3 separate regions of the Homo sapiens genome follow, and regions 2 and 3 are each linked to region 1. Evidence: chromatin loops called from intact Hi-C (ENCODE). Cell type or tissue: HepG2. All regions are shown on one strand. Links, peaks and the distances in the headings refer to the core of each region. The heading gives the core; the rest is flanking DNA.

Evidence for each region. A loop is a pair of places that touch in the nucleus more often than their neighbours do. Peaks named below come from ENCODE experiments on the same cell type or tissue, not always from the same donor. Only the 100,000 strongest peaks of a DNase experiment are listed, where the experiment ranks them.
Region 2: it touches region 1 in a loop (12-fold over the local background); 80 of 110 quality-filtered maps call a loop at or near these places.
Region 3: a loop joins it to region 1, with 8 times the contacts of the local background. A loop is called at or near these places in 65 of 110 quality-filtered maps.

The regions. Positions count from the first base shown.
Region 1 is chr2:207,744,354-207,748,875 of GRCh38, reverse strand. CCNYL1 (cyclin Y like 1) reads right to left here. Exons shown (of 10, transcript NM_001330218.2): 8 at 1,663-1,829. Among named protein-coding and RNA genes, the nearest start is that of MIR4775, 8.2 kb to the left of the region's middle. In HepG2, for the core only: a CTCF peak has its summit at 2,632 (motif pointing left); DNase peaks (open chromatin) are centred at 1,725 and 2,625.
Region 2 is chr2:208,070,742-208,075,263 of GRCh38, reverse strand. LOC105373854 (a long non-coding RNA gene) reads right to left here. Exons shown (of 4, transcript XR_923815.3): 3 at 2,904-3,001. It overlaps LOC124905439 (small nucleolar RNA U13), which reads left to right and starts at 1,102; the gene lies at 1,102-1,203. In HepG2, for the core only: a CTCF peak has its summit at 2,791 (motif pointing right); a DNase peak (open chromatin) is centred at 2,793.
Region 3 is chr2:207,971,701-207,976,222 of GRCh38, reverse strand. All of the region lies in intron 3 of PLEKHM3 (pleckstrin homology domain containing M3), which reads left to right. Among named protein-coding and RNA genes, the nearest start is that of PLEKHM3, 52 kb to the left of the region's middle. In HepG2, for the core only: a CTCF peak has its summit at 2,823 (motif pointing right); a DNase peak (open chromatin) is centred at 2,812.

The sequences.
Region 1 (4,522 bases), core at 1,396-3,895:
AATTCATTTGCTGTCACACCCTTTGCTAAAACGGCTACCAGCAATATCACTAGGGCTGTTCGGTAAACAGTAAAGTGGTCAACTTCACCAGAAGCCACTTCAACAGCTACCACAATTACTGGTTCCTTTTTAGTCACAAGTATCCTCACTTCAGTTGTGAATATATGGTATGGTAATTCTGAATGACAGTCATATGGAGTAATGGGCAAAGGCAATAAAAACAAACTCTTGCCACTGCCTGTCATGACCTTGATCTTCCTCTGCTGCTCAACATCATCAAGAGGTGCTCCTTCATATTTTTCTAAATGCCACCCACAAAGCCATTCTCACTGTCTGGTGGGCACCCTGAGAGCCTTTGCTGGAAATGCCTCCCTGGCTCAGCCTGCCTACCAAGCTCCAAGGCCCTTCCCTTCACGGCCGACACGAGGCCAGCCTGGAAGGAACCCTGATGAAGCTGCTGTTTCAGGGTCATATTGGTGCCATCTGTGAGGAACTCCATGACTCAGCAAGGATCCTTGCACTCTCATAGGTAACTCAAGGCCCCCAAAGTGGTGCTGTGGTTGTCCGAGTGCCCAGGGAGCCTCTCGAGTGTGGTGAGCGTTGGATGATGCCCCAGCAGTGCTTCTCAGACCGCCTGAGGGGAACGCTGGAGCTTCCTAACTCAGGAGACCAATTTCTAAATACAAAAAACACTCCTAATGGGGAGGGGTCAGGGGCACAGGGATCTTCATATCTCAAGGCTTCTGTAAAAACAGACCTTCAGATAAAATGTGGAAAGACTAGCAAAAGCAAATATACAATGTGTGACTCAGGTTGAAGCTACGTAACTTCTCAATAGTCCAGAGGCCCTAAGACCTAATAGTGGCCAAACAATTATTTCAAAGGCCAGACATATGCCCTTTAAGGGCTGTTTATACCCTACTGGTCACATGAAAAGATATAAATGAATGAATGAATGAATGAATGAAAAAGAGAAAGGAGCTTGAACTGGCAGATAACTTTTTAAAAGCCATAAAGAGGCCAGGCGTAGTGGTTCATGCCTGTAATCCCAGCTCTTTGGGAGACGGAGGCGGGCGAATCACAAGGTCAGGAGTTCAAGACCAGCCTGACCAACACAGTGAAACCTCGTCTCTACTAAAAATACAAAAATTAGCCAGGCATGGTGGCGCATGCCTGTAATCCCACTGTAATCCCAGCTACTCAGGAAGCTGAGGCAGGAGAATCGCTTGAACCTGGGAGGTGGAGCTTGCAGTGAGCCGAGACTGCATCACTGCACTCCAGCCTAGGCAACCGAGCAAGACTCCGTCTCAAAACAAAAAATAAAATAAAATAAAGATATTTACTGTGCTATGTTGTTCTGGTAGTATACTTGTAAGATTTTTGCCAAAAACCACCCAAAAAATATTTTTCAATTTATCAAGCAGATTATTACACATCAAAACCTACCAAGTAATGATGGAAAATATGAAGTTAGTTTTTTTTTTTTTGAGACAGTCTTGCTCTATTGTGAACTGTTATACTAAAGATAGACAGATATAGTCTTATGCCTATTTCCATTATCTGCATAATGTAACCTTTAAAAATATTCCTTAAATTGTTAACTTTATAGGAATAAGATACTGGAAAATGGTTAGAAAGTTCACCAAAACCTTACAAACTCACATGTCCTCAACTGTAATGTCCTTGAGGATCTGGCAGTAGTCCACATTCCATACAGCCTGATCGTCCCAAACCTTGGAGGCAAGAAGAATGGCTCCCAGAACAATCCTTTTCCAGTTGGTGGGACAAATGTCGATTTCAGCATAAGTTAAAAGCCTTTCTAAGTAAACCTGTAAAATAGAGCACTGGTCTTTGATTTTAGTTCAGTTTAAATGCTTTGATAAGCTTTTTTTTTTTTTTTGAGACGGAGTTTCACTCTTGTTGCCCAGGCTGTAGTGCAATGGTGCGATCTCGGCTCACAGAACCTCCGCCTCCCAGGTTCAAGTGATTCTCCTGCCTCGGCCTCCCGACTAGGTGGGATTACAGGCATGCGCCACCATGCCCAGCTAATTTTTGTATTTTCAGTAGAGACGGGGTTTCTCCATTTTGGTCAGGTTGGTCTCGAACTCCTGATCTCAGGTGATCCACCAGATCCTCCCAAAATGTTGGGATTACAGGCGTAAGCCACCGCGCCCGGCCCCGAAATGCTTTGATAAGAATTCATGACTGACAAATTTCTTTTGTTTTTGACCAGAAAATAAGTGCCTTTTATTCTTATGTTCTACAGAGACTTTGCTTACTCAGCCAAAGCAAGACACTAAATCACAGTTGTAGGTCAGATATCTCTGCTGCCTATTCTGCCCATATACATTTCCCACCCAGTCACAGGAATGACTGGACATCTCAGCAAACAGCATCATCAAGAGAGGCACTCTTATCACCTCCACACCCATAATAGAGTTGTTCAATAAATAATGAGTGCCTACCAGGTACAATGTATCATACTTGCATGGTAGATAGTAATTTTACAGGTAGCTATATTATGCTCAAATATGTAAAACCCAAGTAATACTGAGCACATTTTTACCTTCTCCTTTTCACAGTAACTAACCCTTTTGTGGCACTAGCTTGAAGAACTGCTGGTCAAGAGAGCCACCCAGTGGCTGCTGTGCAGAGCAGCATGACAGGTCTTTAGGCTGTAAAATATTCCCCGTATTCAGTGCCTCCACAAGGAACACAGATGGACAAAAGGATGTCTCTGGACCCCTGGTATTCCTCTAAACCTGCCAAGCAGTTTATGAGACAATTTCATGAATTATTTTACATCTACCAAACATCCTTCAAAGAACTGAGCAAAGTGAACAGCTGAGTAAAGATTTCAGAGGTAAGCTGTAATTTGCTGTTACCTCAAAGGGTTCTCTGTGGAAGAGTATGTCTATATGCTGTTTGAACTCTGTATCAAGACAAAAAGAAATCTTTTTAGGCTGGAGTGCAGTGATGCAATCTTGGCTCATTGCAACCTCTGCCCCCTGGGTTCAAGCGATTCTCCTGCCTCAGCCTCCCAAGTAGCTGAGCACCCGCCAGCACGCCTGGCTAATTTTTGTATTTTTAGTAGAGACGGGGTTTCACCATGTTGGCCAGGCTGGTCTCAAACTCCTGGCCTCAAGTGATCTGCCCACCTCAGCCTCCCAAAGTGCTGGGATTACAGGCGTGAGCCACTGTGCCAAGCCTGAAAAAAGTTCATTTTAACAGAGCTTATTTACTGTCTGAAGGTTATCAGATAGGCAGATCAGATCTGGCAGTGTTCTCCAAACTGGACTGTGTTTTCAAAAATGGATATTGAACATGACATGTTCTTAAGAGAGATTCTGTTCCCTTTCCCCCAAATTCTGCACTCTCAGTATCCTAACAGGGTTCAAATCTCAATGGGAATAATTAGACCACAGGGAAACAACATAGACAATCCCTCAACTTCCTGTTGCCTTTACGGGTAAGCTGGTGATGTGCTGATGCTCACTGATACCACTTGCCCTCCTGTGTCAGTGTGAGAGTTCTTTTCTTCCCACTAAAGCCAACTCCATCAGTGCAGTTGATCCCCTCCCACTTGTGCAGAACACTGTCCCCGCAACTGCGTCTTTTTGAAGGCTTTCTCCTTCTCTGCCAGAGATTTTCCCCAACGTGTTTCCTTTGTTCCCATCCCCCTCCCCACAACTCCCCGGATGTGTCCTCTCATTTGCTCAAAGCATCATGTCCTGGTGTCAGCTTCTCATCTCCCATCTCTCCTTAACCCACTCCTGTTTGTCCCTTGCTGCTGTCACTCTCCTGAGACTCCTCTTGCCAAGGTCCCCAGAGTCTTCACACTTACAAGCCAGAGCTCTTCATCCCACTGCTCCACTCCCCAAGTCTTCCCTAATATTGTACAGGGCATTTCCATTCACCTAGTTGCTGAGACCAAATACCTACATTCAAGTTATCCCACACCAGACTGTGCACAATTCCTGCTATGTCCACCTTCATTGGTAGGCTGCTCGCTTTTGATTCTGAGCTGCCATTTGTCACTGCTCACCTGTATCACCCTCGTTGCTTCTTAACTCTCTTCTCTGCCTCTATTCTGCCAATTATGGCCTACTCTCTTCAAGCCATCAGCATAACTTCTTAAGAGCACTTCACTCCCCTGCTCAAAATCTACCTAAAGTACCCATCAAACTGGAATAAAAACTTCTTCCTGGCCAGGCGCAGTGGCTCACACTTGTAATCCCAGTACTTCGGGATGCCGAAGTAGGCGGATCACCTGAGGTCGGGAGTTCAAGACTAGCCTGACCAACATGGCGAAGCCCGGTCTCTACTTAAAAAAAAAAAAAAAAAATTAGGCGTGGTGACGGGCACTGGTAAGCCCAGGTACTCGGGAGGCTGAGGCAGGGAGAATTGCTTGAACCTGGGAGGTGGAGGTTGCAGTGAGCCAAGATTGAGCCACTGCACTACAGCCTGGGTGACATAGCAAGACTCCGCATCTCAAAAACAAAACAAAACAAAACAAAAAAAA
Region 2 (4,522 bases), core at 1,376-3,875, 330 kb before region 1:
CAAGTCAGGACAATAGAAGCCACTCTTTCAATCCAGGGGAATTTAATTCAGGAAATAGATTATAAAAGTGATAGAAGAGCTGAGATGCCAAACGGGGTGGTGACGTAACCCGGAGATTAGCGACAGCAAGAATCAGCTAACATCCGTGGGCTGGAGGGACAGTAGGAAGAGATGCTATTCTCAGCCTAAAAGCTAGAATTGTCTGGCTGGAAATAGAACCATTATAGAGGCTCCCTTGCAGGGGTCTGGACCATGGAGGGAGGGCCTTTCAGAGGGAGTTAGAGCCTTGAAAGAGACTCTGCTGCTGTGGAAGACATCACAGGAAGCACAGAGAGGCGGGAGAAATACCCATCCACTCATGCCTGTCCCCAGCAGAATATACAAAACTCACGGAGCAAGGAAGCCTGCAGACTAAAGGTTCCCACAGTGCAGAACAGGGCAGGGTGAGGAATCACGCTGGGCAGTTGACAGGCTCAGAGCTTCCAGGAAATATTTATGTAATTTATGTAATGTAGTTTTATGTAACCACTTACCCTATCAGTACTATCCGTTTTTCAACACTCTAGGTCTTACTTCTTGGTCTTAAAGAAAACAGAGGGCCAGGTGCAGTTGCCCATGCCTGTAATCCCAGCAATTTGGGAGGTTGAGGCAGAGGGATGGCTTGAGCCCAGGAGCTTGAGACCAGCCTGAACAACATAGCAAGACCCTCTCTCTATTTAAAAAAAAAAAAATTTTAAAGTGAACAAACAGGCCTTGCTGCGTTTCCCCGTTTCTTACCATTAGATCATACCCTTTTTGCCCTACCACATTTCTCCACAGTGGTCCACTCTTCACTAAACCTACAATAAACAACGCTCACATTTAACTGCTTCTTTGGGTCTTCATTTCCTTATGAAGCTTCCCATGTCATGTAAAACTTAAATAAGTTTGTTAATCTATCTTTTGTGCTAAGAATCAGAAAGAGTAGAGGAAAAAATATTTTTTTCCTCCCCTACACAATTCTATGGGACAGATATTGGCATGTCCATTTTAACAGATGAAACTCAGAGAGTGAATGACCTACCCGAAGCTCAGAAATGGTAACTGGCCAAGTAAAACTCACTCCTTTTGTAGTTCAGGAGCATGATTTGGTGTTTGTGCCTAAGTGTGATATGTGCCTCCCTCTGAACCTTGTTACAGCGCTGGCACATTACCCATCCAACCTGAACAACAACAACAACAAAACTCAGTCCTAGTTCTTCTGATCATAAGTTTAGTGCCCTTGCCACCTCAACACAACCACCTCCCCATGAGAAAGAAGCTTCTGTATTCCTTCCATACTGGGAAGGCACTGTTAAAGTTGAGTGAACTTTATCTTGTATTATTCCAGCCATCTGCTCTATGATTATGATTTTGGTATAAACCTTAAGGCTTTACCAAGGAAAATCACTATTAACTTTTTCTGCTCACCTTTTTTTCTTTTTTTTTTCGAGACGGAGTCTTGCTCTGTTGCCCAGGCTTGAGTGCAGTGGCGCGATCTCAGCTCACTGCAACCTCCGCCTCCTGGGTTCGAGTGATTCTCCTGCCTCAGCCTCCCTAGCAGCTGGGATTACAGGCACACGCTACCATGCCTGGCTAATGTTTGTATTCTTAGTAGAGACGGGGTTTCACCATGTTGACCAGGCTGGTCTTGAACTCTTGACCTCGTGATCTGCCCACCTTGGCCTCCCAAAGTGCTGGGATTATAGGTGTGAGCCACCGCTCCTGGCCCTTTTCTGCTCATCTTTAACAAAATATTGAAATGTGTTTTCAAGGCTGGGTGTGGTGTCTCCCACCTGTAATCCCAGCACTTTGGGAGGCTGAGGCAGGCCGATTACTTGAGCTCATGAGTTCAAGACCAGCCTGGGAAACATGGCGAAATCCCATCTCTACAGAAAAATGCAAAAATTAGCCAGGTGTGGTGATGCATGCCTGTGGTCCCAGCTATTCAGAAGGCTGAGGCATGAGAATCACTTGAACCCAGGGGGTGCAGTGAGCAAGATCATGCCACTGTACTCCAGCGACAAGAATGAGACTCTGTCTCAAAAAAAAAAAAACAACAAAACAAACAAACAAAAAAACAAAAAATAAAAAAAGAAGAAAAGAAGCCAGATGCAAAAAAGTACATATTGTATGATTTCATTTTTATAAAATATAAAAACATGCAAAAGAACTCTATACTGTTAAAATCACAAGGGCACGGGTGGGTTTCTGGGTTTCTGGTGACATTCTGTTTCTTGATCTGTGTACTGGTTACAGGGGTGTGACCAGTTTTTGAAAATTCATTGAACTAGACACTTACAATGTGTGCACTTTTCTGTATATATGTAATACTTTAATAAACAGGGTTTTTAAGAGTAGCGTAAGTTGCTTGAAAAAAATTTGCAGGATAGATGCCTTGAATTTATATTTTCTCCTACGTGCTGCAGTCAGCTAGAGTGAAGTGTGAAAGGCTCACTCTTGACATTTGGGCCCTTCATTCCTCCTTTATTCATCCATTTAACACATATTTATTGAAGAATGGTGTCAGGCACTCGGAGGCAAACAGAGTCCCTGCCCTCATGCAGACTACAGCCTATGCAGAAAGGGAGGAGACAGACGTCAATCAAATAGTCATACGAACACACATATCAGAGATGGTGAGAGAAAGGGGGGATGCTGAGAGGCCTCTCTCAGACCTAAAGGGTGAGTAGGCTTTGGCAGAAGAGGATATTATAAAGGGAACAGTGGTCTGGTGGCTTTTAAACGTTAGGCTTAATTCGTCCAGTAGAGGGCGACCACAGCCAGGCATTTGTGGCAATTCCTACTGCATCAGGAAAGCTGAAGGCTGAAGGTTTGCTTATCATCATCTCTCACTGAGTGTTGAAGGAGCACAAACTACTCACCAGAAACTAAGAATCCAAGTGTAAATTTACAGACGTCAATGTTGCTGTCTACCATTGCCCAACAGTTTGATGCAGATTCCTACCAAATGCCTACTGACCTTAATAAAGAAAAAAGAAAAAAAGTTAATAAGGCACAATTAAAGGAATCAAAATAAAAGCCCTTTTCTTGATTTGCACACATCCTCAAAGAGCTGCCTCAAGCACAGATACATACACATGTGACGTTTTCTTATTTATTAGTACTCCCCTCCACACAAACACACAAGTGCCTCATATCTGCTGTACCCCACATCCTCTACGGAAAGCATGCTACTGTGGATCTACCTCATGGATTATTGGTTTTATTCAGGCAGCTGATGAACAAATATAATTTTATATGTTGCCTATAGACATAAGGCAAAACAATCAATAATTTCCCACATCCCATTAAATGATTAGGGATGTAATCAGGATTAAAAACCAAGATATTTCCAGCGTACTTAAGGATAGATTTCTTTAACATCTACTATATATCAGCACTAGCGAGACTCTAAGTCATGTCACTTCCTTCCTTTAAAATTAATTCCCACTGCAGGCTGGGTACAGTGGCTCATACCTGTAATCCCAGCACTTTGGGAGGCCAAGGTGGGTAGATCACCTGAGGTCAGGAGTTTGAGACCAGCCTGGCCATTATGATGAAACCTCATCTATACTACAACTACAAAAATTAGCCAGGCATGGTGGCACACGCCTGTAATCCCAACTATGCAGGAGGCTGAGGCATGAGAATCACTTGAACCCAAGAGGCAGAAGTTGCAGTGAGCTGAGATCATGCCACTGCACTCCACCCTGGGTGATAGAGTGAGACTCAGTCAAAAAAAAGAAAAAAATCCCAATGCAATTAAAAATTTTCAGTTTTTTAAAAAATGAAAGCAATTCTCTGACAGGTAAAGGCCTGTGTGGTCTAGCCATTATCTATTATCCCAGACTAATCTCCTTTCCTTCTCATTATGTTTCAGACTTTCTTGTTTCCATGAAATTGCCATTTTCCATTTGCTGTTTCCCTTGCCTGAAACATTCTGCTTCCATCATCTAACTGGAGGCTTCTTATCATTCAAGTTCCAAATTGTTGCTTCCTAGGAAAAGACCTCTTTGACCACTCATTCCTGTCTGCCCTTCCCAACATGCAAAACAGAACCCTGATCTTTGGCTGGAAATGTTTTGGGTTTTGTTTGTTTGTTTGTTTGTTTGTTTGTTTGATGGAGACAGAGTCTCTCTCTGTCGCCCAGGCTGGAGTGCAGTGGCATGATCTCAGCTCACTGCAACCTACGCCTTCCGGGTTCAAGCAATTTTCATGCCTCAACCTCCCGAGTAGCTGGGATTACAGGCATGCGCCACCATACCCAGCTAATTTTTGTATTTTTTGTAGAAACGGGGCTTCACCATGTTGGCCAGGGTGATCTCGAACTCGTGGTCTCAGGTGATCCACCTGCCTTGGCCTTCTAAAGTGCTGGGATTACAGGTGTGAGCCACTGCGCGCGGCCTAGCTGGAAACTTTCCTGCCCAGTATATCAGTCATATTTCTCAGCCTCACTAGCAGCAGGATGTGGCCATGTTTCTGGCTAATGGGATGTAAACGG
Region 3 (4,522 bases), core at 1,376-3,875, 230 kb before region 1:
CCACAGTCAGTAACTGTCATTGATCTTGACCTTGTCAAATCGTCTTAAGGTGAAATCTAGAAAATCAGTCTTGACAGAAAATGTGGGGGTGGCTAAAAGCGGAGTAAATGATGATTCAGCAGATGACCACTGAGTCACTATGGGCTTATGCCCATCATGGGGAAGCCCAGGCCTTCTGGAACTGCTATGTAAGGATGAGATGCAAAGTGGAGTTTGAGGTCAACAATCTTATTTTGTAAAAGCTTGTTACTTCATCTTTCCTCTACTCCCCATTCTTTCCACCTTTCCTGAAACAGTAAAATTACCAAAAAAAAAAAAAAAAATTGTGCCAGGTGCAGTGGCTCACACCTGAAATCCCAGCACTTCGGGAGGCCAAGGCAGGTGGATTACTTGAGGTCAGGAGTTCAAGACCAGCCTGGCCAACATAGTGAAACCCCATCTCTACTAAAAGTGCAAAAATTCGTCAGGCTTGGTGGTGGGTGCTTGTAATCCCAGCTACTCAGGAGGCTGAGGCAGGAGAATCACTTGAACCCAGGAGGCAGAGGTTGCAGTGAGCCAAGATTGAGACTGCACCACTGTACTCCAGCCTGGGCGACAGAGCGACACTCCATCTCAAAAAAAAAAAAAAAAAAAAAAAAAAGCTTTTAAAACCTCACTGAACCCGATCTAGATATCTGTTATAAACTAAATAAAATTATTTTCCTTCCATTAAACCCCACAGTTTGTGACATTAAATTTACCATGAGAATGGCTTTAAATGGAAATCTGATTTGGAAGGTTTTAATTCAAGTCTATTAGGTTTAACATGTTGTTTAAAAATCATCAAGAAGCTCACCACCAGCCAAAACCACATTTAAAATTTTGTCCTTGCTCCTGCATTGAAAAAAGCCAAATAAAGGTGGCCATTGAAAACCCACGTTTTGAACTTAGGTTAGTTATGATGCTAGTCTTTTCTATGGAAAATAAATTACCCAGAGTGAGGACTGAGTGAATCATCCTTGCTTTGACTCAAGGGCCTCAGTGATTGTGGACCAGAAACTTGCAGAGTGGGATCAGAGAGACCAGAAACACTGAGCCAGTTAAGAAGCTCTACTAGACTGGGCGCGGTGGCTCACACCTGTAATCCCAGCACTTTGGGAGGCCGAGGCGGGCGGATCACAAGGTCAGGAGTTCGAGACCAGCCTGGCCAATATGGTGAAACCCCGTCTCTACTAAAAATACAAAATTAGCCGGGTGTGGTGGTGGGCGCCTGTAATCCCAGCTACTCGGGAGGCTGAGCAGGAGAATCGCTTGAACCTGGGAGGCGGAGGTTTCAGTGAGCTGAGATTGCACCACTGCACTCCAGCCTGGTTGACAGAGTGAGACTCCATCTCAAAAAAAAAAAAAAGAAGCTCTACTAGTTTATATATATGTATCTGTAGGTATGAAAGACCTGTGTTAAGTCACCCAGATACTTTTGGAAAATGGTTTTGAAATGATGAGATACTAGTTTTAGCAGTTTTTTAAAAAAATAGAAATTACTGACATTTCAGTGTCTTATACTAGTACATATATTTTTAAGTTCAGACATTCAATAATAATTTACTAAGTGCTTACTCTGGACATCCTGGAATTATGGTACACTTCCGTGGCTTTAGATTACAGACGTGGTCAGCAAATCTGTTGTGTTATTGGAGTAAGGAAGAACAGCTCAGCTTAGTTCTCAAGATGTGGAGATTGGAGTAGCTGAATCAAGAAACTTTCTAGTAAAAGAGGGAAGAAAAGCCTCAGGTATTTCACAAGAGGTATTGCCTAATTCACCTCCCTCTCAGAAGTGTGCCTTCTGATGGAGTGTGCACTGCCCATGCTCTGCACTGCATTCGTAGCATTCCTGACACTCAAGAGGAAGGAGAAATGTAGGTAAGAAGGTGCCATTCAGCAAGCTCATTCGCATCCGGCAGCTGGAGAAATGAAATCAGGAAAAAAAGAAAAGTGAGCAAAAGAAGGAGAAGGAAGCTGAGTAGAAAAGAACAGGAAACGTATTATTATAATATAATGGGCAGGAATAGAAATTTCTGGCAGCTGCCTTAGTTAGGTTCCATATGATAGGATGCTTCCCTTTGCTGTCTAAATTTTGTGCTCACGAAATTTGGCTTGTGGAGGATAGGTTGGGTAAGGGTAGTAGTACGGAATCAGGGGAGGAAGGCAGTCTAAAATTTATTTGCACTGCTTGACTTTTAACTTTGTGCTTTGGTTCGGAGTTTTAACGAACGGGGCAGAGAGAGACAGGTTTCTAATTTGGGACAGGGAGAAGTCAGTCTTATTTTGTATAGTGTGGCACATTCCAAAAAAAAAGAAAAGAAAGAAAAGCTGTTCCATTTATATGCCCTTTCTTCCCTCAGAAAGTGCTGCATTCAGTTGCTTTGTGATACTTGTGGTTTACCAGGTTGTTTTTCATACCAGCACTTGAACTCTGGTTTTCTTTCTTTTTTTTCTTTTTTTTTGAGATGGAGTTTCGCTCTCGTTGCCCAGGTTGGAGTGCAATGGCATGATCTCGGCTCACTGCAACCTCCGCCTCCTGGGTTCAAGTGATTCTCCTGCCTCAGCCTCCTGAGTAGCTGGGATTACAGGCATGCGCCACCACGCCTGGCTAATTTTGTACTTTTAGTAGAGATGAGGGTTTCTCCATGTTGGTCAGGCTGGTCTCAAACTCCCGACCTCAGGTGATCCGCTTGCCTCAGCCTCCCAAAGTGCTGGGATTACAGGCGTAAGCCACCGCCTGTGCCAGGCTGAACTCTGGTTTTCTAGGTAAGAATACTTTATTTCCTGATCTCCTGTAGGGGGCAGAGTCTCAAAAGAAAAAGGCCAAAACCTGTTAAGCAAACTTCTGAATGTTTTTTAAATTACCTGGGAGACTGTTCATTATATCAGAGATTATTATAGCAGATGGAACGTTAAAAATTGATCTGTGTTTCTCACAAACACAGTTAATCTAAACCAGCTGCTTCTTCCTTTTGTACCTATGTCTTCTAACTTTGCATCCTCATAAAAACACACCTTCAGTGAAAAAGCTGGTGGCATAGCATGTTGATCTTCCAAAATGCCAAAAACTTCAGCACATTGTTTTTGATGAGTTTTGGCTTTACGTATTATTTTAAGGAGAGGCTAATTCACTGTATTTCATGGTTTTAGTGTGCCCCTTTATAAGTTTTTATGTCTACTTAGTTCTTCCCCCTTTAAATAGTTTGGATGAATAAACTTTAGAAGTGGAAGATTGTATGGAGTAGCTCTTTGTTATGATGTCATTTACTTGCTATTCAGGGGAGCCACAAATGTTGGCTTTTAAATCTACAAAATAGTGCAATTGGCCTTATTTCATTAAATTATTTCTGTAAGTGAAGAATTTTCTATATCCTTCTTTAAAATTTAAACAGCCCTGCAGAAAAAAATGGACCATGGTTATGCAAAAATGCCTGAGGTTATGGTTTTAAAAATATATGCTGATACATAACGGTATATTTCTTAAATGTGTACTTGATTTTTGATAGTTGTATCTGATTATGTGTGACTGTTCCGTGGCTTCTTCTGCAGCTCCAGGGTTGCACTGAGCTTAGGAAGCCCCAGCCATAGTGGTCTTCTTTTTTTTTTTTTTTTTTTGAGACGGAGTCTCGCCCTGTTGCCCAGGCTGGAGTGCAGTGTTATGATCTCGGCTCACTGCAACCTCCGCCTCCTGGGTTCAAGTGATTCTCTTGCCTCATCCTTCCTTGTAGCTGGGATTACAGGCGTGTGCCACCAGGCCCGGCTAATTTTTGTATTTTTAGTAGAGACGGGGTTTTGCCATGTTGGTCAAGCTGGTCTCGAACTCCTGACCTCATGATCCACCGCCCCCCCGCCCCCCGGCCTCCCAAAGTGCTGGGATGACAGGCGTAAGCCACTGTGCCCAGCCTTATAGTGGTCTTCTTGCTGTTCCTGGAACCTACTATTATCATGCCTACCTCTAGGACCCTTACACTTGCTAGTTCTACTTCTTGAAATTTGAAAACTTAGTTGTTTCATTCATTCTGTCATTTATTGTGTGCCCAGAAACTTGGATGCACCTAGATGGGTCAGTGCTGGAGGAAAGCAGACATGGTCCTTGCCTTCATGAAATTTGCAGTCCACTAGGGAAGACATGAATCAAATAATCACATCAGTGAATGTCAAAAGGCAGCTGTGACAATTGCTACAGATGTGACGCCCATGCATTGGGTTAGAGAACTCTCAGAGATGGTGCCAGGTAGAACTATGTGAAATTGCAGATTTTTCAGTCATTTTTGACCTATAAAAGTAAAGACAGTTCAGATTACATTTTATGTTTGACCCTGAAGTCACAGAAGGTTCTTGAGCAGAGAAGCACATGATGGGAATGGTATGTAGGAACAGTTAATTTGGTGGTACAGCTTTTCGGGGACACCTGTAGCAGCAAATGAGGCATGCTTCTTCGGTGAAATTACTGGTTGAGGTTTAAAATTGTGTTTGGCAATGGGGAATCTGTGGTGCTATA